Linked DNA regions of Homo sapiens: region 1 is linked to region 2. Evidence: chromatin loops called from intact Hi-C (ENCODE). Cell type or tissue: GM12878. All regions are shown on one strand. Each heading gives the region's core, and the rest is flanking DNA. Links, peaks and the distances in the headings are about the cores only.

Region 1 (9,037 bases), core at 1-8,000, 120 kb after region 2:
CTGACAAAACCAACTAAAACTGGTTTAAATTTTTAAAAAACAAATTCAAGGGGTCAAGTATAATTTTACTCATAGCTACATCTTTAAACTAAAATCTTGCCATCAGAATCTGGTTTTTCTTCTAAAAATTATATTTCATACCTATTATATTGACTTATTTTCAGATTAATTATGGCATCAGCTTGACTCTCCTGGTTTAAATTATTATCCCTGATATGATACCCATCAGAAAAGACAACGGCTCTTTTTACTCATGACAGTAAAATTCTAAGGCATGCAAACCATCGACTCCAATTGAGTCAAGTATATATCTTAAAATAATTACTGTAAAGTTGGTAAAAATATAAGAGTTGGATATAATGATTTGCCAGAACTGAGTAACATATACATGCCTAATGCTACTAATTTTGTCTACTTTAACCAACTGCAGGGAATGAGGCAGGGTAGGGATGGTTCCTCAAAAGTTATTATAAAGAAACAATCAAAAGGAATAGAGGTTAGACAGACAAACAAATATTGTCCTCTATGGTCCATTCCTCAGCTGTCTGCCACGTCTTCAGCCTTATTACCAAACTGTTTGCAAAAAATGGCACATTCCTCAGCTCTCTGCCACCTCTTCACCCTTATTACCAAACTGTTTGTGAAACAGGGCACAATATAATACAATGGCTACAATAACATTAAAAATAGATAACTTATACCATATAACCACTATAACTAAAAATAAATCAAAGACCTAAAGATATAAAACTCCTAGAAGAAAAGGGGAAAATTGCATGACATTGGATTTGGTAGTGATTTGTTGGCTATGATACAAAAAGTAAAGGCAATGTGAGAAAAAAATAAATAAACAGATCTTTACCAAAATGAAACTTTAAAAAAATCACTTTTAAGTTATGAAGAACACTATGAAGAGAGCGAAAAGGCAATCTACAGAATGGGAAAGCATATTTACAAATTATATGTCTGATAAGGTATTAATATCCAGAATCTATAAATGACTCCTAAAATTCAACAAGAAAATCAACATCCATTCAGATAAAACCTCTCAACAAACTGATAATAAAAGAGAACATCCTAAAAACTGATAAGAAACATGTATAAGTAGTATACAACTAATAACATAATTAATAGTGAAAGTCTGAATTACTTCCTCCTAAAATCAAGAAAAAGACTAGCGTGTGTGGTTTCACCACTAAGGTCAACATTGTATTGGAAGTTTTATCAAGTGCAATAAAGAAAAAAAAAGAAAGATAAAGAAGAAAAGAGTAAAAATAAAAAGAAATAAGACATCTAGCATGAAAGAGAAGTAAAACTATATTTGGTTTGGTAGAATGATTTATTTTCCTTTGGGTATATACCCAGCAGGGGGATTGCTGGGTCTAACAGTAGCTCTGTTTTAAGTTCTTTTAGAAACCTCCAGACTGCTTTCTACAATGGCTGAAATAATTTACATTTCTACCAACAGAGTACATGTTCCCATTACTCTGTAGCCTCACTAGCATCTGTTAATTTTTGACTTTATAATAATAGCCATTCTGACTGTTGTGAGATGGTATCTCGTTGTGGTTTTGATTTGCATTTCTCAGGTTATTAGCAATGATGAGCATTTTTTCATATGTTTGTTGGCCACCTGTATGTCTTCTTTGGATAAATGTCTGTTCATGACTTTTGCCCATTTTTAATGGGGTTCTTTGTTTTCTTGCTTGTAGCAAAGACATGGAATCAACCCAGGTATCCATCAATAGTAGACTGGATAAACAAAATGTGGTACATATACACCATGGAATACTACATAGTCATAAAAAAAATAAAATTTCCGGGCGCGGTGGCTCATGCCTGTAGTCCCAGCACTTTGGGAGGCTGAGGTGGGCGGATCACGAGGTCAGGAGATCGAGACTGTCCTGGCTAACAAGGTGAAACCCCGTCTCTACTAAAAATACAAAAAATTAGCCGGGCGTGGTTGCAGGCGCCTGTAGTCCCAGCTACTCGGGAGGATGCAGCAGGAGAATGGCCTGAACCCGGGAAGCAGAGCTTGCAGTGAGCCAAGATTGCGCCACTGCTCTCCAGCCTGGGTGACAGAGCAAGACTCCATCTCAAAAAAAAAAAGAAAAAAAAAGAATAAAATTATGTCCTTTGCAACAACATGGATGCAGCTGGAGGCCATAATCCTAAGCAAATTAACACGGGAACTGAAAATCAAGCACTGCATGTTCTCACTTATAAGTGGAAGCTAACTATTGAGCATACGTGGACATAAATATGGAAATAATAGACACTACAGACTACACTAGGGGAGGGAGGAGGGTGTGTGAGTTGAAAAACTACTGATTGGGTAATATGCTCATTACCTGGGTGATGGGATCTGTATCCCAAACCTCAGCATCACCCAATATTCCCATGTAACAAACCTGCACATATACTCCCTGTATCTAAAATAAAAGTTGCAGTTTTAAAATTAACTATATTTATTTACAGACAGCATGATTCAGTATGTAAATGATCTCAAAGAATATACACACACAAACACACAACTACTAAAACTAGTAAAAGTTCAGCATGTGGAATAAATATTAAAGTTTTGAAAGAATAACACCCATGACTCAAGAATTTTATATTCAGAAATTTTGTCCCGCAATAATGAAGGAAATACTTTGCCATAAACGTTAAAAGACATTATTCAGGGGGAAGAAGAGTATATGTCTGAAATTCAGATCTTCACAAAGAGAGAAAGAGCACTGAAAAAGAAGTAAAGGTAAATAAAATATTTTGTTTTTCTGATTCTCAACTAATATATAAGATAATGGCTTAAAGTAATAATATCAACAATGTAGTGGGCGATTACAGCTTATGGATAAGTGAAATGAATGACAGCAACGTTACTCAAGATTGAGGATACTCTGCTCTAAGGTACCTGCACTACATGTGAAGGGGTATAGTGTTATTTGTAATTAGACTTAGATTAGTTGTAAATGCATATTGCAAACTCCAGGGAAACCACTAAGCCTTTATATATATATGTATAGTGTTATTTATATTTTTAAAATATATTTTTATATATTTATAAAAAGTTTATATTTTTAAAATATTTTTATATTTCAAATATATTTGTATGTTTGTTTTATATTTATATATATACCTTTAGGCATATTAGTTATATTATTATTAGTTATATTAGTTATATTATTAGGCATATTAGTTATATTTATATATATACCTTTAGGCATATTAGTTATATATTATATATAACTATATATAATATAATATATATTAGTTATGTATACTAGTTATGTATATATAATATATAACTAATATATATTAGTTATGTATATGTAATATATAACTAATATATATTCGTTATGTATATGTAATATATAACTAATATATATTAGTTATGTATATTATATATAACTAATATAGCTATATTTGTGATGTATATTAGTAATATATAACTAATAAGCTAAGAGAGGAAAGAAAATTGAATAATATAAAATAATCAATTGAATAATACAAAATAGTTAAAAGAGGGCAGAAAAAGAGAGGAAGGGAAAAAAAAGCAAAGAGCAAGTACGGTCAATAGAAAACAGTGAAAAATGGTAGGCGTTTTAATTTTCTGGGGTTGCTCTAACAACGTAGCAGCACAAACTGTATGGTTTTTAAACAACCGAGATTTAGTCTCTCACAGTTCTTGAGGCTAGGTTCAAAATCAGGATATTGGTAATGTTGGTCCCTGCTGTAATCTGTTCCACGCTTCCCTATTAGCTTCTGGTGGTTGCTGGTACATTGATTTTGGGCTCTGAGCTTTCAGAACTATGAGACAATTTTTTTGTATGAGGTTTTAAGTTATAAAGTTTGTGACAATTTCTTACAGCAGCCACAGGAAATGATTACCGCTACAGTTGTACCTGAACAGCACACTATATAGCAACTGATTTAAATGGCATTCATAGAATATTCCATCTAAAGGCAAATATCTATTCTTCTCAAGCTCACATTGAAAATTAACCAAGCTATAACACATTCTATACCACAAAATACACGTTAACAAATGTAAACAATTGAACTCATACAAAATGTTTTCTTACGCAACAATAGAATTTAACTAGTAATCAGTAACAGACAGCTGTAATACTCCAAAATATTAAGCAACACTTTAAAAATAGGCTTAGTGGGTTTTATTGGTAAACTGATGAATTCTACCAAAAGTTGGAGAAGGAAATTATTAAAATTCTCCCCAAATTTGTTTCAGAAAATGAAAGGAGATGGACTATTTTGTAACACATTCTATGAGGTCAGCATTACCCTAATCCAGAGCCAAGTAAAGACATTATGAGAAAGGAAAACCAGAAACCAGTATCTCTCATGAACACAGATGCAAAAATTCTCAACAGTACGTTAGTAAAACAAATCCAACAAAATATATATAAAAATTGTGCACCACAAGTAAGTGGGATTTATTCAAGGTATGCAAGCTGGTTCAATCTTTGAAAATTATTAATGTAATCTCCCATATCAATAAAGAAGAAAAATCATATGATTATATCAACTGAGGCAGAAAAGCTATTCGACAAAATTCACACCATTCATGATAAAAAGTCTCAGCAAACTAGGAATAAAGAGGAAGTTTCTCGGCCGGGTGCATCTGAGGTCAGGAGTTCAAAACCAGCCTGCCCAACATGGCAAAACCCTGTCTCTATTAAAAATACAAAAATTAGCTGGATGTGGTGGTGGGCGGCCTGCAGTCCCAGCTGAGGCAGGAGAATCGCTTGAACCCGGGAGGCAGAGTTTGCAGTGAGCCGAAATCGTGCCACTGCACTCCAGTCTGGGTGACAGAACGAGACTGCGTCTCAAAAAAAAGAAAAAAAGAGGAAGTTTCTCAACTTCATTACAAATCTGAAAAAAAAAAAAAAAAAAAAAGACTCCTATAGCTAACATCATACTTATAAGTGAGAGACTGAGTACTTTCCCCCTAAGGTCAGAAAAAAGGAAAGGATATCCCCTCTCACCATCCCTGTTGAACATTGTACTAGAAGTCCTAGCTAGTGTAATAAAACAAGCAAAGACAAATAAAAACTATACAAACTGCTGGCCAGGCGCGGTGGCTCACGCCTTTAATCCTAGCACTTTGGGAGGCCAAGGCGGGCAGATTGCCTGAGCTCAAGAGTTCGAGACCAGCCTGGGCAACACAGTGAATCCCTGTCTTTACTAAAATACAAAAAAAATGTAGCCAGGTGTGGCGGTGTGCGCTAGTCCTGGGAGGCTGAGGCAGGAGAATTATTTGAACCTGAGAGGTGAAGGTTGCAGTGAGGTGAGATTGTGCCACCACATTCTAGCCTGGGTAACAGTAAGAGACTCCGTCTCCAAAAAAATACACCAAAAAAAAAAAACCATACAAACTGCAGAGTATGAAACAATTAACTTTATTCTCAGATGACATGATTCTCCATGTAGAAAATGCCAAAGAATTGACATTAAAAAAAAAACTCTTCTATGACTAATAAGTAATTATAGCAAGGTTGCAATATACAAGATTAAAATACTAAAGTCAGTTTCCTTTCTATGTGCCAGCAATGAAGAATTGAAATTTGAAATAAAAAAAAAATTACAATAGCACCAAAAGTAAAACAGAAAAAACTCTTTAAAAAGGTACAGAATCTACATGTGGAAATAATAAGCTTTTCAGCAGTGTTAGTTATTAGGAAAAAGCAAATCAAAACTGCATTGAGATACCATTATGTTCCCACTAGAAAGGCTGTAACTAAAAAAAAAAAAAAAAAGGAAATAATCAAGTATTAACAAGGATGTGAAGAACCTAGAAACTTTTTATATTGCTTTTTATAAGCTTTTGTATTGTTACTCATATAAAGTGAGTAACAACTTTGGAAAATAGTACGACAACTTAAAACTTATACATAAACAACATACAACACTCTTTTTTTTTTTTTTTTTTTTTTTTTTTTTTTTTTTTTTTGAGACGGAGTCTCGCTCTGTCGCCCAGGCCGGACTGCGGACTGCAGTGGCGCAATCTCGGTTCATTGCAAGCTCCGCTTCCCGGGTTCACGCCATTCTCCTGCCTCAGCCTCCCGAGTAGCTGGGACTACAGGCGCCCGCCACCGCGCCCGGCTAATTTTTTGTATTTTTAGTAGAGACGGGGTTTCACCTTGTTAGCCAGGATGGTCTCGATCTCCTGACCTCATGATCCACCCGCCTCGGCCTCCCAAAGTGCTGGGATTACAGGCGTGAGCCACCGCGCCCGGCCACAACATACAACACTCTTAAAATCTACTCAAGATAAATGAAAACATGTTTGTATGAGGACATGTAAGTGAATGTTTACTGTAGCATTATTCATAATAGTCCCTAACTGGAAAATATTCATATAGCCACCAACTGGTGAATACATAAACATAATATGATATATTCAGATAATGGAATAGTATTAGCAATAAGAGCAAAATGCTGATACATACTGCAATATAAATAAACCTCAAAATATTATGCTAAGTTAAAGATGCCAGATGCAAAAGACTACATGTTTTATAATTCAATTCATATTGAAAGGTCCAGAGAAGCCAATTCTATACAGACAGAAAACAGATAGGCTGCCAGGAGGTGGAGGTAGAAACAGATATTGACTGCAAACAGGCATGAGAAATGTTTTTGATGTGATGGGAAAGTTCTAAAACTGATATGCTCATGGTACAAAGAATCCTCTCCAAGCTCAAATTTTTACACTGCTCTCATAAGTGAATAATAATGGGAATTTCCCTTCCCATTCATACACTTAATGATCTCTGTGACCCCTGAAATGATGGGCATAAAAGGGGCATGCCGGGCCAAAGGAACCATTTCATGTCACCACACAGAAGAAAGCCTAGAGACTGGGAAGGGAAGGAAAATCGGCCTCTGTGTTTTTCCCCTAATCTCTTACGTAGGTGCTCCATCCCAAGTCTTACCTGCAGCATCTCTACTGACGATCCCCTCAACCTCCGCTGGAGATCTGAGATGAGCGTGCTGGCATCCTGCCTCTGCTGGACCAGCTGGTCTGTAGCTGCTGCCAGGTTATCCAGCACATTCACCTCACCTTCCTCCAGCTTTTGCAGCTCTCTCTGCTCCTCATTGTCCAAGATGACTCTCATTTCATTGAACCCTTTCAGAATCTTCTGTCTCTCGATCTGGATATAATTCTTGGGAATGAAAAGAGAAAGAGGCAGTCAGTCTGGCTGGTTGAAGGCCTGCTTTGTATGAGCCTGGGAGACAGGATAAGAACAGTTTTCCTCAGGGAGTTCTCAAAAGGAATAGGAGGCAAAAGCCAATACACAATTTCTGGTGAAGCCATGTTTTTCTACTTTTTAACCTGAGCTCCTCCCAAAGCAATACACTCAAGTCAGTTTTATTGAGGCCTAATCTGAGACAAAATGTGATGCCTGGGTGAGGCTTGGATTGTAGACACCTGTCCTGAACAACTTTGCCTTTCTGTATCTTAAATCCCTCTACCTGGCCTGGCACAGTGGCTCATGCCTGTAATCCCAGCACTTTGGGAGGCTGAGATGGGTGGATCACAAGGTCAGGAGATTGAGACCATCCTGGCTAACATGATGAAACCCCATCTCTACTAAAAATACAAAAAATTAGCTGGGCATGGTGGCACATGCCTGTAGTCCCAGCTACTCGGGAGGCTGAGGCAGGAGAATCGTTTGAACCAGGGAGGCAGAGGTTGCAGTGAGCCAAGATCGCGCCACTACACTCCAGCCTGTATGACAGAGAGAGACTCTGTCTCAAAAAACAAACAAACAAACAAAAAAATCCCCCTACTGAAACCCCCTAAACAGGGAATCCTGGGTCTTTCTCCAGGGTGTTTACTGGAAGGATTGGAGCCTCAAACCTGATGACACAAATGGAACACAGGATTCACAGGAAGCGTTTTCACAGATATTTCCCTCCATGCCTTCACTTCCAAATATAGTGTTGATTTATGATATGTCTACTCTCCAGCCCCTAAACTCCAACAGGGAAGGAGTTAAATTGAGACCTAATCAAATGACTTCTATGCTTGTTAATTCTAGCACAGCAAAGAGGAAGGGGTCTCCTTGTGATAGAGCCCAGGGTCCTGCCCAGATTCCTGTCTAATTATCCCTTAGGAGGTGTCTCCTCCTGCCTTCCAGGCGGTTCTCTCTTGTCTGATGTCATCTTCCAGCTTCTCAGCCTCTTGATCCTCCTTTATCAGCCTCTGCAGGGCTACCTGCAGCTTTTCCTGTAAGAAATAAATTATACCAGAGTAAAGTTATGAGCTTTCTCAGCACCTGAATAGAGGACAGCAAGGAAGAAATTGGATGGCTCTCAGAAGAAACTAGTTTACAGAAACAGTGAGGCTGGTGATTAGAACCTATGGCATGGGGGAAAATCTGAGGAGATGAATGTATTCTTTATTCCTGGATGATGGAAGTCACCATCCTCTTATCAAGAGTAGCCTGATTCTTTTCCTAGAGAAAAAGCAGACCCTGCAGTAAGGAAAGACGTCCTTTCATTGCCACTCTTCCCACATCTAACCAGACGTGTTCCCAAAAATACTGTTCTTCTTGGAGGGGCAATGAAAGCTTATCTTACAAAGCAATTCTCCATTCATTCAACTTTTCCTTGCTAAAAATTTGTACTCTTTTTTAAATAAAACAATGTGCAGCAGTGTCCTTCAGGCATCAGAAACTAAGCAAAGAGTATGGAAAGAGATCACAGGGCTCTCCGTTCTATGGTGACAAGGGGAATAAAGCAGGACAAAAAAAGTGGAGATTTCACATTAGGTACCATCTTCTGCTCTCTGCTCTCTCTTCCTCTATCTTGGAGCCTACCTGACATTCCTTGACCACCTCGTTTATGCGGAATGTTTGGTGACCTTGGTGTTCCTGAGACAGTTCACAAACCCAGCAAATGACTTTTCCATCCTCCTTACAGAAGATCTGGAGTTTTTTTCCATGGTGCTCACAGACATCTCTCTTCTGCCCCTCCTGTGGGCTCATCTTGACCTCTTTGACTCTCTCAA
Region 2 (16,416 bases), core at 3,165-11,164:
AGCAGCTGGGATACAGACACCAAATCCCTAGACTGCACACAGCAAAGGGACCCTGGGCATGTCCCATGAAACCATTTTTTTCTTCCTAAACCTCCCAGCCTGTGATGGGAAGGGCTGCTTCAAAGGTCTCTGACATGCCCTGGAGACATTTTCCCCATTGTCTTGGTGATTAACATTTGGCTCCTCGTTACTCATGCAAATTTCTGCAGCCAGCTTGAATTTCTCCTCAGAAAATGAGTTTTTCTTTTTTTATCTCATTATCAGGCTGCAAATTTTCTGAACTTTTATGCTCTGTTTCCTTTTTAAAACTGAATGCGTTTAACAGCACCCAAGTCACATCTTGAATTTTTTGCTCCTTAGAAATTTCTTCTGCCAGATACCCTAAATCATCTCTCTGGTTCAAAGTTTTATAAATCTCTAGGGCAGGGGCCAAATGCTGTGTCTCTTTGCTAAAACATAACAAGAGTCACCTTTGCTCCAGTTTCCAACAAGTTTCTCATCTCCATCTGAGAGCCCCACAGCCTGGATTTCACTGTCCATATCATTATCAGCATTTTGGTCAAAGCCATGCAACAAGCCTCTAGGGAGTTCCAAACTTCCCACATTTTTCTGTCTTTTTCTGAGCCCTCCAAACTGTTCCAACCTCTGCCTGTTACCCAGTTCCAAAGTTGCTTCTACATTTTCAGGTATCTTTTCAGCAGCACTCCACTGTTCTGGTACCAGTTCACTGTATTAGTCTGCTTTCATGCTGCTGATAAAGACATACTTGAGACTGGGCAATTTACAAAAGAAAGAGGTTTAATGGACTCACAGCTCCACGTGGCTGGGGAGGCCTCACAATCATGGTGGAAGGTGAAATGCATGTCTCACCTGGTGGCAAACAAGAGAAGAGAGCTTGTGCAGGGAAACTTCCATTTTTACAACCATCAAATCTCCTGAGACATACTCACGATCATGAGAACAGCATGGGAAAGATCCACCCCCATGATTCAAGTACCTCTCACCAGGTTCCTCCCATGACATGTGGGAATTGTGGAAGTTACAATTTAAGATGAGATTTCCAGAGGGACACAGCCAAACCATATCACTGGGATTAGAGGCATGTGCCACCATGCCCAGCTAATTTTTGTATTTTTAGTAGAGACTAAAATACATGTTGGCCAGGCTGGTCTTGAACTCTGGCCTCAAGTGATCCACCCACCTCGGCCTCCCAAAGTGCTGGGATTACAGGCACGAACCAGTGTCCCTGGCCTTGTGGTACTAATAATTTAAAGAGCATGATTGGAGAGGACATCCAATAACAGTTAACATAATAAATATATAAAATTTTATAATGATTTAGAAATGAATGTGCTCTATAAAAATATGAGAGTAAGAAAAACTTGGGAGCACTAGGTACACTTTTAAATATGGTGTTCAAGGTATAAATCTTTGATGTGGTCATCACTGAGCAAGAAATTATGCTTCTGTTCATAGCGGGAAGAAACTCAGAGGTTGCAATATAAAGTATTTAACTCCTCTAATTTGTCTTCGTGGCTTTTGTAGAAGTCATTTGTTAGGATGAGTTAGAAAATGCAGAAATGTTTAGTCTTATGACTATGTACATTTGTGTAATACCATGTGGCACTTTCAGAATTTGATGTTAACAGTGGAGGGTGTCCAGGTTCTTGGCGTCTTGAACAAAGAATTGGACAAAATGCACAAACAAAGCAAGGAAGGCATGAAGGGATTTATTGAAAATGAAGGTACACTCCACAGTGTAGAAGCAGCCTGAGCATAGAGGCTCAAAGGCCCTGTTACAGAGTTTTTGTGAGTTTAAATACCCACTAGTTGGGGTACACTGTATGTAAATGAAGAGGATCAAGTAAAGTTACAAAGTCATTTACTCAGTGTATGCCCTATGGAGAGGGTATTTCCTCTATAGCTGAAGTGTGGATCAGCCTTATGTTCCCTGCCTCCAGACCCTATCTTCCTGCCTCAATGGCAGCCCTTCATATTCTAATAAGCCATTTTCTGAAAAAAAATCTGTCACTTTGTCCAGTGCCGGGCCATCACTGGAGGACTTTATACCATCCCAATCATAAAGTGCATACTACAAATTCTTTAAATTTTTAAATTCCTTGTAGAAATGGTCCAGTGTATTATAGTCATTAAAATTAAAGACACTGGAACCAGACTGCCTGGGTTTAAATTCAAGACCTACCACTCGCTGATTATATGACTTTCATTAACTTATTAACCTCTCTGTGGCTCAGAGAGATTATCTTATCTGTAAGTTTGCTTATCTGTAAACTGGACATAAAATAGTACCATCCTTACAGTTGGTTTTAGGATTAAATGAGAATGCAATACAGTAATACATTTCTGGAAAATAAATGCTATGTACTTTTTGTTGTTATTGTTGTTGCTATTATCTTGAAACTGTGTGTGTGTGTGTATGTGTGTGTGTGTGTTTGTGTGTGTGAGAACAGTTAACACTTTGAAAGTAAGTAAGTATGGAGGAAGACATAAGGGATCTCTACACAGGAATGCCTTGAGTTCTGAAAAGAACCTGGGTTGGTGCATGAAAAAGCAAGTAAAAACTAAGAAAATGAGTTTTAGTGGAAGAAAGAAGAAAGTTGGGGAGGAAAAAACAGAGGGAGACAGGATTTAAGAGGCAGTGGTTATGGCGGAGATGTGAGCAGTCCAGAAGGGTAACGAATGGGGCAACAGCTGCTTAAAGTTGAAGGGTGATTCTAATATACTTAGTATCTCTCAGATGAAGAGCAATGTGGGGCATGCCTGAAGTTGTGACAAGACTCACAAAGCACTTCCTGATAGGACCTCTGTCTACCTTTCTAGTCACATTTTTTACTCCTCACCCTTTCTCTTTTACCTCTGAATATACAAAAACCTTTGTGAACCTAAACTTGCTATTCTTTGTTCAGCCTTAATATTAGAGCTAGGTTGTTTATTTTTTTCCAAATAATTTCCATCTGCTTTTCCTTGTAGGACACTTATACATATAATTCGAGATTGACCCTATATACTATTTTCCCTGTAAAATCTTTACTCACTACCTCCAATAGATATTGATGATCATGCTCTCAGGATTCATGAGTTTTGTGAACATCTGTGATGTACAATTACCTTGTTATCATTTTATAATGATTCCATTGCATTTTATATCCTCTACTAGACAAGGAATTAGCTAGTGTTTTTGTTTTCATTTACATTTCTCAGCGTGGAGTAGGCACATGGAGTCAGGCACATGATTGTACCCAGAAAAACTTGTTGGCTGACATTGATAGTATGTTTGTGAGAACTCAGTGAAAACTTGCCCATGGCTGGGCATAGTGGCTCACACCTGTAATCCCAGCACCTTGGGGTGCCAAGGCAGGCGAATCTCCTGAGCTCAGGAGTTCAAGACCAGCCTGAGCAACATAGTGAAACCCTGTTTCTACCAAAAATACAAAAAAATTAGCTGGGCATGGTGGGGCATGCCTGTGTCACAACTACTCAGGAGGCTGAGGTGGGAGGATCACTTGAGTCCAGAAGGCAGAGGTTGCAGTGAGCCGAGATGATGCCACTGCAGCCTAACCTGAGTGACAGAGTGAGACCCCATCTCAAAAAAAAAAAAGAAAAGAAAGCTTGTCCACACAAAACTGATACTGCACTGTGCACTGCCTGTACAACTGGAAAGATTTATCCTCAAACTATGATTTTCATAATGAATCAGAGTTGAAACTAATAGCTCATAAAAATAACTAAAATTTATTGAATGGTTAGTATACATCAGAGATTGTGCTACAAGCTTTTTTTGCATCAGAGCATTTAATTAGAAGAAACATCTCTGTGATACATTTTCTTTTTCACATTTGGAAGAAAATATGGAAGTCAAAATTTAGAGAGATTATGTAGCCTGTCCAACTCTAGTGGCTAGAAATTAAAAGACAGAGGACTTAACACTTGAGATGAATTGAATCTGAAACTGATGTTATATTTCCCCCAATTCTTTCCTACAAACTTTTTATTTCCTTCACACTGCATTCATTTTTTCTCTCTCCCCTTTCTTTTATATGTATTTCTTCTCACACATCCCTGGCTACAGTCCAGATTCTGAGTATCTTGAAACCAGGAACCGTATCATCTGCCTCCCTCTCAATAAATCTAAGATATGACTAATAATATTGCTTAAATTAGTGTTTCAAAAAATGAATTGATGAGTGAATGAATAAATAAATTATAATATATACTAATAGCTTAATGGTTTGCCTGCTTGGTCAATAACATGACAATTATATTTTCAGATCCATTTTATAATTTATTTATTTATTTTATTTTTACTTTAGATTCAGAGTGTACATGTGTAGGTTTGTTACAAGGTTATATTACATGATGCTGAAGTTTGGGCTTCTGTAGATTTTTTCACCCAGATAGTGAATGTAGTATCCAACAGAAAGCTTTTCAGTGTTTATTCTTCCCGCTCCTTTCGAAGAACCTGGAGTCTATTGTTCCCATTTAGATCCATTTTAAATGGAGACCCTAAACTGATGACTTGGGAAAAACAGAACCCTTGGACATTCTTCTGTGAATTATAGGGTATTTTAACACATATTTTGCTGACAATTAAAATGGGGAGATTTCATAGAACATATAAATCTAGCTTGTCTTTAAAAAATACTGAAAAATAGTGAACACTGGACCCACGTTTCTCTATGTCTCTACAGCCTCCCCACTTACACGCAACGCAGGGATTGTCAGCAGGTCTGCTGTCCTTATTTTACTACCTTTCTGGTCTCACAAACATGTGAGTCTATAAACGCTTAGGAAAAGCATCAACTCTTTAAGTAATGGGTATATTACTTCTTTATTTTGCATTCTCTGCTTTGGCAGATCCTTGCCCCCACTCCCAACACACACAAATTCAAGAACTTGCAGAGACTTCAGAAAATTGACATATTATGGTGACTTACAAATTTATGTCTTTATTTTGATTTTTTATTTCTATTTTTATTTTAGGTACACGTGCAAGTTTGTTACATGGGTAAATTACATGTCATGATTTTAATACCATTTTATTCACATCTTTTATGAAATTTTGTCTCCATTATTTTCTCACCACCTGAAACAATATGTCTATTCTATGTTTCATTTGTCATAGGTAAAACTAACCTTGTCTCCAAGTAAAAATTTAATTACACCTTCCTGAATCTGCTTGGTCTTGACTCCATAAACAATTGGGTTCATGGTAGGAGGCAGTAGCAGATAAAGGTTGGCCACGATGATGTGTATGTGGTTTGGGATATTGTGTCCTACAAAACGATGAGTGAAAAAAGTGAAAAAAGCAGCAACATAGGTGATCACAATGGAACACATGTGAGATGTGCAGGTGCTGAAGGCTTTGTGACGAGCATCTGCTGATGACAGGCTCATAACAGCCTGCAAAATCATAGTGTAAGATACAGAGATACAGCAGATATCAAACACACCAATCAGGAGAGCAACCATCAGACCATAAATAGCATTGACCTTGAAATTGCCACAGGATACCTTGGCCACAGACATATGGTCACAGTAGGTGTGGGGGATGAAGTTCCCCCGGCAATAGGGCAGGCGCTTGGTGAGGAGAGTGAATGGGATGATGAGCATCACATTCCTCAAGAAGGTGGCAAGACCAGCCTTGGCGATGACAGGGTTGGTAAGGATGGTGGCATAGCGTAAGGGGTAGCAGATGGCCACATAGCGGTCCAGGGCCATGAGCATGAGCACCCCAGACTCCATCCCTGTCAGCATATGGACAAAAAACATCTGGGCCAGGCAGGCGTTAAAGTCAATCTCCTTGAGGTTGAACCAGAATATGCACAGCATATTAGGTACCATGGTGGTGCACAAGGTGACATCAGTGAAGGAGAGCAGGGCCAGGAAGTAGTACATGGGCCGGTGCAGGGCCTCCTCATGGCTGATGAGGCAGATGAGCCCACAGTTCCCCACGACAGCAATGATGTACATAAAGCAGAATGGCAGGGAGATCCAGATGTGTGTGGCTTCCAGCCCAGGAACGCCATTCAAGATAAAGAATCCTGGGGTCAGGCTGGAGCTGTTGTCCCCAGACATGATGGCTGACAGGAGGAGAGCATTTTATACTCTTTAGCAGCCATTGCTTTCTGCCTAGGAGAGGGAGAGGGAGAGTTAGAGACGAGATAAGAGGTACTGGTTTGGACAAAGTGAACCTCAAGTGCCATGTACATTCACCTTACATTGATAACCAGAAATTCTTTCTTCCAACTATAGCAAGAAAGACTTTGAACTACAGTGTCCAAAGTCACTAAGCAGTACAGTCTTACCACTACTCAATGTGCCATTGCAAACTTTGATTAACTATCCTCACTTACCACACCTCTCCCCAGCACAACTCTTATACTGTACTACATTCTGATAACAAATTGTGAGTTAGGCTGTAACTGTCTTCCTCCTTCAATAAGTCCATTTCTATTCTGTGCTCTCAGAATCTTCCCATTCTAATTGTACCTGAGTCTTGTCACTGAAATCACATGGGTATAATTACAGCATCACCCTAATATGACCAGTTCTTATCAGTAGCTTAACTTTCCGTTTTTAACAATATCTCAAATATTAGCACTTTTCCCCTGCCTTGATAACAAAAAATGCTTGTATTCTATATATAAGATGTCAGTAATGTCCCACATAACTTACTCAAGATAATACATAGTAGATAATAAAATATATGTGAATGAGTGAATACATGAGTTAAGAATTTGGTATGTCTGATACTCAAACTCTATCTGATGTCAAAATCATGTTTTTCTATACCATGGAATTTGAAAGGAAGTTCTTGACAAGAAACAGGAAGATATTTACAATTCTAAATCATTAACAAGTTTTACGTAAGTTTAGTAGTGATTTTGCTAAAGATCTAAATTCAATTAGGTATAAAATTTGGCTTCTCTATCTTTTCACAAGTTCCCTATCCATTCTCAATACTAAATTTACACTCAAAAAGCCCTTGAAGTTCTGGGATTATTGACTGTTTGTACTGCTTTAATTTAGTATTATTTTTGTTATAACTGAAAGGAAGTCAATTAAAAAATAGCACCACATCTTTGGATTGCTATTTCTTGATGGAGCAGTAGAAAGAATTGAATAGTATTTGAAGGAATTTATAGCTTCAGGGGTGTTTGAAGAAAGTTGAAGTGTCCTAATTATTCAATTTTTTTTTTATTCGGAATAAAACCCTAATCCTTAAGTTCTGTAGTAGACCCCATGGAGCAAAGCCAATGCCAAACATTCCTCACTATCTAGCAGAAATAGATATACATTTGCAGTGTGATGGCATGGATTACATGGTTGTGAATCCACAAGGCTTAGAGTTCTGTGACCGAAACATTCTAGAAATCACTGCAGTTGTCATGTCCACTGGCTAGAGTACATGGAAATTTCCAATGATGGAGGGAAATGTAAAGCAACCACATGTTTCAGAAGCTCGTGATCTCTGAATACTACCTGACTGGATCTCATATAAATAATCCCTTCTTATAAGGAAGTTCTCACAGTACCTCTCCAGAATGTCACTGTTTCAAGAAACCATCATTTTATGTTCTTAGACAAGACAAACTTAAAGATTAAAATTTCTAGTGTCTACCATCTTTTATGTGTACACCACATTGAAATGAATGGAATGAAAAGAAAATAAGATTAAGTCCAGTGGAAGCCACCCAGAAAGAAAAAGAGCCATTACCTCTTAAGAAGTGAAAGAGAAAGTAAAAAACATTGCCCCTTACTGCTATTACTTTTTAAAACTGTTTCAGTGTATCAGGCTGTTGCATTCTTTGCCAAAAATGTCTTTACCCTTTCCTAAAATAGGGATTTATGAAAATTGACCAATCTCACCTCAGTGCTAGGCACAATCAAATCTCTGTGCATGGCTGAGAATCTTTAGGAGTTGTTTGAAATCTAGGATGACATCTTCTTACATAAAATTTTTTGTTTCCCTGGGGAATTTCCAACAAGATGCCCCAGGCTGATTTAGTCTCCACAATTAGGTGTCTCCGTGGGTTCTGTTTAAAAGAGAGTGAACTTTGGGCCTGCTGGTAATAGATGTATATTTAGCAGCTTTTGAGTAGAGAAAGTTTAATGCCTTTTCCCAAGTGGGAAATATGGTCACCAAGTCTGGTCATGAAAAACATAATTTTTTAAAACTTTTTTTTTCCTCTTACAACAAGAGAAGTATGTCTTTAATATAGAAAATTTGGAAACTATGGAAAAGTATAATAAAGAGTTGAAAATCACTTGTAATTCTAAAACAGAGGAATAAGCCCTCTAAAAAGTTTTCTGTGCTTAATTCAATCACTTTATAATTATTATGTATAATATTCCGATATTTCAAAAAAGTAAATTGCAGATGATATGGAGTTGTATACATTGTTTCTATCTCCAGCTAGTATTATTTTGTGCACATTTCATCATGACATTGTATATGCTTTGAATTAAAAAGTTTAATAGCTAGACCTTCTTTCCATCCAATAGCTGTACCAAATTTAATCATGTGTTTTATTACTCTTGAATATTTGTTTCCAAATTTTTCTATCAAATATAATTCCTCAATGAATATCTTAATCCACTCTGTATGCATTTCTGATTTTTCTTCTCTACCGATAGATAGAAATGTTATTGAAGTTTATGGGCTCAAAAGGCATGCACAATTTTAATTGTGTTGATAAACGTTAGAAAAAATCATTTCAATAAAATCTGTGGTGATGTTCATTTCCATGCAAAGCGACTGAACCATGCCCCCAAGAATACTATTATATACCTTCTTTCCCAAGCTTCACTAGTGCAAATACTGTCTCACTTGTATTTTAAATTGAATTAAAATTAACTTCACTAGTAGTAAGTATGTCACTTTTTTCAAGCGTTCTTGGTCAACTTTTTTTGTATATTTATTAGTCATCCACCTCCTTGTCCATCTTCATTGGAGGTGTTAGTGTTTATTCATTGCATGATAAGCACTTTCAAAATGAAAATTATCAACCCATTGTCTGTTGTATTTGCAAACTTTTTTTTCAAGGTAGTATTGGTTTTAAATTTTATATTATAGTGGAAAGTAATTGTATATTTTGACCTTTCTTCCTTTTTACTAAAAAACCCCACAAAACACAATTTTTCTATACTTAAACTCTTTTGTATGAAATGATATGAAGTAGAAAATAGTCATAACATTCCCATAAACTCACATTTCACCTTAATCCACTTCTGAAGTAAATGCTATTAAAACCTAAAGTCTGATGTATGTATTTCCAGAAATTTCTTTTATAAGTATTTAAAAAATTAATGTATTCCTTTTGTTGTTTTGTTTAGCTTTCAGCATTAGCAATATTACATACAGGTGTATAAAGATTCCTGCGACTCCTTGGAAACAAAACTTTCATTTAAATGAAAAATTTAGTTGTGTTTATAAAACAATAGAATACACACAAAATTATTTTGTCAAAATTTAAATTAATGCAGCTATTACAAAAATACATATATGAGTTTCAGTGTAAACTCTTCTCTTTTAGATCTAAAAATGTAGAAAAATGAGAATTGGTATGAAACATTGGTTGGATTTAGATCAGGAGGTCAGGCGCAGTGGCTCACACCTATAATCCCAGCACTTTGGGGGGCCCAAGAGTTTGAGACCTGCCTGGACAATATGGTGAAACCCGTCTCCACTAAAAATACAAAGATTAGCCAGGCGTGGTAGTGCAAGCCTGTAGTCCCAGCAACTCGGGAGGCTGAGATGGGAGGGTCGCTTGAGCCTGGGAGGCAGAGGTTGCAGTGAGCTGAGATAACTCTACTGCACTCCAGCCTGGGTGACAGAGTGAGACCGTGTCTCTCAAAAAAAGAAGATTTAGATCAGGCTTCCTAAATTGGAGACCATACATGGCCTCCGCACTGTTTACACTCAACTGCATGAAGACCTCCTATGCAGTTCTTTAAAAAGAAAGTTCATAGGGTGCCCTATAATTTATCACTTTGCTCATAAATATTTGTATTGTGTTTGGTTTAGTTATTGACATGCCCGATTCATTCTTTTTGTAGTGTAGTAAAATATACATAACAAAGTTTGCCATCTTAATCATGTTCAGGTATATACAGTTCAGTGGCATTAAATACATTCATCATGTTTTGCAGCCATCACCACTCTCCATCTCCAGAACTCTTTTCATCCTGTCAAACTGAAACTCTACACCCATTAAACAATAACTCTCCATTTGCCCTCCCACCAGCCTCTGGCAACCACTATTCTTTCTGCTGTCTAATGATTTTGACCTTTCTAGGTACTTTATATAAATGGAATCATATGATATTTGTCTTTTTGTGACAGGCATATTTTATTTAGCATAATGTCCTAAGTTTCATCTATGTGGTAGCAGATGTCAGAATGTTCTTCCTTTTTAAGTCTGAGTAATATTGCATTATATGTACAGGTATATACACACATACATATATATATACATATATAATGTATATATACACACGTATATACACACATGTATATACACACATACACATACATACTACATTTTGCTTATCCATTATTCATTCATCCATTGATGGGCAATTAGATTGTTCTTATATCTTGGTTACTGTGAATAATGCTGCAATGAACGTGTGACTGCAGACACCTCTTCAACATACTGATTTCAATTCTCCTGGGGATCTCACGCAATAGTGAGATTGCTGAATCATATGCTATTTTTAGTTTTAATTTTTTGAGGAACTACCATACTGTTTTCCACCGCAGCTGTAGCATTTTACATTTTTGCCAAAAGGGCACAAGTGTCCAATTTCTCTACATTCTCACTGACATTTATTATTTTCTGTTTATTTTTATAGTAGCCATCCTAATTGGTGTAAGGTGGTTTTTTATTGTAGTTTTAATTTGCAGTTCCCTAATGATTACTGATGTCCAGTGTCTTTTATGTGTTTATTATCCATTTGTATATCTTCTTTGGAGAAATGTCTATTCTAATCCTTTGCCCATTTCTTATTAAGCTGTTTGTTGTTGTTGTTGAGGTTTAGGAGCTCTATATATATTTTGGATATTAATACCTATCAGATATATAATTTATAAATATTTTCTTCTGGTCTGTGGGTTGCCTTTTTACTTTGTTTATAGAATCTTTTGATGCACAATTTAAAAACAAATTTCATAAAGTCTAATTTATCTGTTTTTTTCTTTTGTTTCCTGTGCCTGTGCCTTTAGTGTCATTTCCAAGAAATCATTACCAAATCCAATGTCATAAAATTTTTTCTCTTTGTTTTCTTCCAAGAGTTTCATAATTTTAGGTTTTATTTTTACGTCTTTGATCCATTTTGAGTTAATATTTGGACATGCTGTTATGTAACAGTCCAACTTCATTTCTGTACATGTAGATACCCAGTTTTCTCAGCACTATTTATTGTAAAGAATGTCCTTTCAACATTGAATGATATTGACACTCTTGTCAAAAGTAACTTTACCACATATGTGAGGGTTCACTCTGGGCTCTCTGTTCTACTTCATTGGTCTGCAGTTCTGACTTTGTGCTAGTGCCACACTGTTTTGGTTTACTGTCACTTTGTCATAAGTTTTGAAATCAGAAATGTGAGTCCTCCAGCTTTTCTCTTTGTTCAAGATTGCTTTGGCTATGTAGGGTCCCTTGAGATTTCATATGAATTGTAGAATGGATTTTTCTATTTCTGCAAAATTAATTATTGGGATTTTGATAGGGATTTTACTAAATCTGTAGATTACTTTGGGTTGTACTGACATCCTAACAATACTATCGTCCACCCCTTGAACATGGCATGTATTTCCATTTATTAATGTCTTCTTTAATTTATTTCGGCAATATTTTACAGTTTTAATTATATAAGTTTCTTGCTTTTGCATTAATAACAAACAATCTGAAAGGAAATTAGGAAAATAATTTAATTTACAATGGAATTAAAAATAAAATATAATTTTATTATGTATTTTGTATTTTCTTATGTATTTTATTATTTTATGTGCTATTGTGAATTGTTTTTTCTAAATTTCTTTTCAGATTGTTGTTAACGTATAAAAAGGCAACTGATTTTTGCATTCTGACTTCGTATCTTGTTACCTTGCTCATTTATTATTTTAACAAGTTTTGTGGAATCTTTAGGGTTTTCTACATAGTAGATCATTTCAACGGTGAACAAAGATAATTTTACTTCTTCTTTTTCAATTGAGAGGCCTTTTATTTCTTGTCCTTGCCTAATTGCTCTGGCTAGGACTTTCAGTACTATGTTGAATAGAAGTGGTGAAAGAGGATACCTATGTCTTGTCTAATTTCAGAGGAAAAGCTTTCAACTTTTCACCACTGAGTATGATGTTAGCTGTGGGCTTCTGATACTTGTGTTGAGGTACACTTCTTTAATATCTAACTTGATAAAAGTTTTCATCATGAAAGGAGGTTGAATTGTGTCAAATGCTTTTTCTGCATTTATTGAAATGATCATATATTTTTGTCATTCATTCTGTTAATGAGGTGTGTTGCATTTATTGATTTGTGTGTGTTGAAACATCCTTGTATTCCGGTGATAAAGCCCAAGTGATCATGGTGAATGATCCTTTTACTGTGCTGTTGATTCGGTTCACTAGAATTTGTTGAGGATTTTTGCATCTGTTTAACAGGATATTGGCCTATTGTTTTCTTTTTTGTTGTCCTTGTCTGGCGGATGTCAATGTAATGCTGGCTTATTAAAATGAGTTTGGAAGTATTCCCTTCTCTTTCACTTTTTGGAAGAATTTGAAAATACTTGGTATTAATTCCCCTTTAAATGTTCGGTAGAATTCAGCAGTGAAGCCTCCATGTCCTGGATTTTTTTTATTTTTTTTGATGGGAGATTTTTTATTACTGATTCAATTGTTTTACTTATCTTTGGTTTGTTTAGATATTCTATTTCTTTATGATTTAGTATTGGTAAGTTGTAAGTGCAGTTCAGGTCCAATGTTTCCTTATTGACTTTCTGTAAGTTGTAAGTGCCAAGGAATTTATCCATTTCTTGTAAGTTATCCAGTTTGTTGGCATATAATTGTTTGTAGTAGTCTCTTATGACCCTTTGGATTTCTTTGGATTCAGTTGTAATGCCTCTTTTTTCATTTCTAATTTTATTTCATTTGAATCTTTTTACTTTTTTTTTATAATTTCTATTTCATTTATTTCTGATCTGATCTTTATCATTACCTGCCTTCTAATTACATGGGTTAAGCTTTTTCTAGTTCCTTGAAATATAACATTAGATTATTTATTTGAGATCTTTATTATTTTTTTGATGTAGGTGTTTCTTGCTATGAACTTTCCTTGTAGAACTGCTTTCATAGCATCTCATGAGATTTCCTTTGTTGTGCTTACATCTCCATTAGTACCAATATATTATTTAGTTTCCCCTTTTATTTAATTTTTGATCCATTGGTTTTTCAGGAGTGTAATTTTCATGTATTTGTAAATTTTTCAAACTTCCTCTTATTATTGGCTTCTAGTTTTATATAATTGTGATAGAAAAATATATTTGATATGATTTCAGTCTTTAAATTTTTATTTAAAATTTAAATTTTTTAAGACTTGTTTTCCAGCCTAAAATATAACTGATTTGGTCTGAAGTATAGTTCAAGTCCAGTGTTTCCTTGTTGATTATCTATCTGGGTGATCTTTTCATTGTTGAAAATGCGGTGTTGACATCCCCTACTATTATTTTATTGCAGTCTATCTCTCCCTTCAGCTCTATTAATATTTTCTTTATATATTTAGGTGCTGTGATATTACAGACATATATATTTACAATGGTTAATGTGCTTGATTAATTGCCCTCTGTATCAATATATAATTACCTTTACACTATTTTAAATTTTTGTTTTTCCTCATTTCTTTTTTTTTTTTTTTTTTGAGATGGAGTCTCGCTCTGTCACACAGGCTGGAGTGCAGTGGCAGGATCTCGGCTCACTGCAAGCTCCGCCTCCTGGGTTCACGCCATTCTCCTGCCTCAGCCTCCTGAGTAGCTGGGACTATAGGCGCCCGCCACCATGCCCAGCTAATTTTTTGTATTTTTTAGTAGATACAGGGTTTCACCGTGTTAGCCAGGATGGTCTAGATCTCCTGACCTCGTGATCCGCCTGCCTCGGCCTCCCAAAGTGCTGGGATTACAGGTGTGAGCCACCTTGCCCGACCCTCCTCATTTCTTCTCAAAGTAAAAAACAGGATACGTGTGCAGAATGTGCAGGTTTGTCACATAGGTATACGTGTGCCATGGTGGTTTGCTGTACCTATTGACCCATCCTTTAAGTTCCCTCCCCTCAACCCCCAACCCCCAACAGGCCTTGGTGTGTGTTGTTTCCCTCTCTATGTCCATGTGTTCTCATTGTTCAATTCCCACTTATGAGTGAGAACATGCAGTGTTTGATTTTCTGTTCCTGCCTTAACAGTTTTTGATTTAAATGCTATTTTAGCCAATATACATATAGCTACTTCTGAACTCTTTTGCCTTATATTTGCCCAAAATATCTTTTTCCATTCCTTTGCTTTCAACCTGTGTGTGTGTCTTTAGAGGTGAAGTGATGCCCTCACAGGCAGCAAATAGTTGGGTCTTCTATTTTTAATTCATTCAGCAAATCTATGTCTTCTGATTGAAGAATTTAATCATTTTGCTTTCAAGGTAATTATTGATAAGTAAGGACTTACTACAGCCATTTTGTTGTTTTCTTGTTGTTTTTTACATTCTTTCTTCCCTTCTTTTTCTCTTGTTGTCTTCTTTTGTGATAGATAATTTTCTCTAATAGTGTGCTTTCGTTCTTTACTTTCTATATTTTGTGCATCTACTATAGGTTTTTGCTTTGTGGTTACCTCAAGTCTTACATAAAACATTCTATATTTATAAAAGGCTATTTTAGGCTGATAACAACTTCAATTGCATAAAGAAGTTCCATACTTCTACTCAACTCTCCCTGATATTTTATGTTTCTGATGTCACATTTACTTCTTTTTATATTGTATATCCCTTAACAAACTATTGTAGCTGTCTATTTTTTAAATTAATTTTGTCTTTTAACATTCATATTAATGATATAGGTGATTTATATACCACCATAACAGTATTATTCAGAGTTTCACTATGTACTTACTTTTGCCAGTGACTTTTATTCTTTCATACGTTTTCATGTCACTAATCAGCATCCTGTTTTTTCAGCTTTAGCATTTCTTGTAAGGCAGGTCTGGTAGTAATACACTCTCTTAGCTTTTGAATTTCATTTTTATATTAAATCTTACATATCAAGAATAAAACAGGTGGCCAAAGTTTAAATTATATTTATATATCATATTTTATAAATATTTTAATATATTTTGTGTTTAGCCACTTTTGCCAATAGTTTTTTCAAAAATTATTTTCTCAACTTTCTGTATTACAATAAAAAAATTTTTATCTCCAAGTAGAAAGCTTTTATCATTCATCTTCTTAAACCTTTTCATTGTCTCTCTTGTTCTTACCATAAACCCAAAAATGACTCTATGAAATTACCTGACATCATAGGCATAGGGCTCTAGGTTTAGTATGAAGCAAAACAACAATAACAAAACAACAAAAAGGTAACATATTAGGTTAAAAAAAAAGATTGTGTACTATAAACTCAGATAGAACTGGCCCCTGATTTGAGCCCACTTAATCTTGTTTTCAGTCCCTTCATGTGTGGCACATTCATTCCTCAAAACCTCCATGCCGGCCATTTCCTCTTCCTTAAACAGTTCTTACCTCCCATCCCCCTTCCACAATGTTAACACCAGCTTATCTTCTGTACCACCTTGAGCATTTGTTCCTTCTGAAAGTCTTTTCTGGTATTTGTAATTTGTGACATTACATCTCATACTTATAACACATTCCTTTGCGTTTTTGCTTCATTTGACTTTTCCCCTACCTTATTTATTTATCTTTCCATCATAATTCCATTTTAAAATGTTTTGGGATTTTTGAGGGCCTCTTAATACAACCTTGTACTTTCCTCCTCAGTTCAGAGCTGAGACACACAGGAGACAAGGAGTTGACAGAGAATGTCAACAATTTTATGATATACATCTGGGAAAATGAGGCTTTAGATTTTTCAGGCAAAATACCTTGTTCTGCCTTGCCTCTGATTTAGACTAGCTTGCTCATCCAGTCCCTAGCATAGACACATACAAGTCTCTTTCGGAAAGCTTGGCCACTGACTTTGCTAATGTGGACAGACCAGAATGCGTGGCCTATTCAGGCAGGGAGATTGACTTCTGTGAAGCGTCAAGGCTCAGCATATAGCTCACCCATAGCTCACTGATATCTGATGCTTCTCCCACTCAGAGGAATGAGTTATGACAAGAAGAATGTTGTTCTAAATGAAGT

What was found. Peaks named below come from ENCODE experiments on the same cell type or tissue, not always from the same donor. Only the 100,000 strongest peaks of a DNase experiment are listed, where the experiment ranks them.
Region 1: a loop joins it to region 2, with 3 times the contacts of the local background. A loop is called at or near these places in 4 of 110 quality-filtered maps.

Annotation. Positions count from the first base shown.
Region 1 is chr11:5,696,465-5,705,501 of GRCh38, reverse strand. It overlaps TRIM22 (tripartite motif containing 22), which reads right to left. Exons shown (of 8, transcript NM_006074.5): 2 at 8,847-9,037; 3 at 8,159-8,254; 4 at 6,957-7,187. Among named protein-coding and RNA genes, the nearest start is that of TRIM22, 11 kb to the right of the region's middle. In GM12878, for the core only: no CTCF peak of the experiment used is centred there; no DNase peak of the experiment used is centred there; H3K4me3 peaks cover 808 bases.
Region 2 is chr11:5,810,016-5,826,431 of GRCh38, reverse strand. It overlaps OR52N2 (olfactory receptor family 52 subfamily N member 2), which reads right to left. Exons shown (of 2, transcript NM_001005174.3): 2 at 4,949-6,150. The coding sequence starts at 6,096. The coding sequence ends at 5,131. Among named protein-coding and RNA genes, the nearest start is that of OR52N2, 9.3 kb to the right of the region's middle. RefSeq lists an enhancer at 1-431. In GM12878, for the core only: no CTCF peak of the experiment used is centred there; a DNase peak (open chromatin) is centred at 7,941.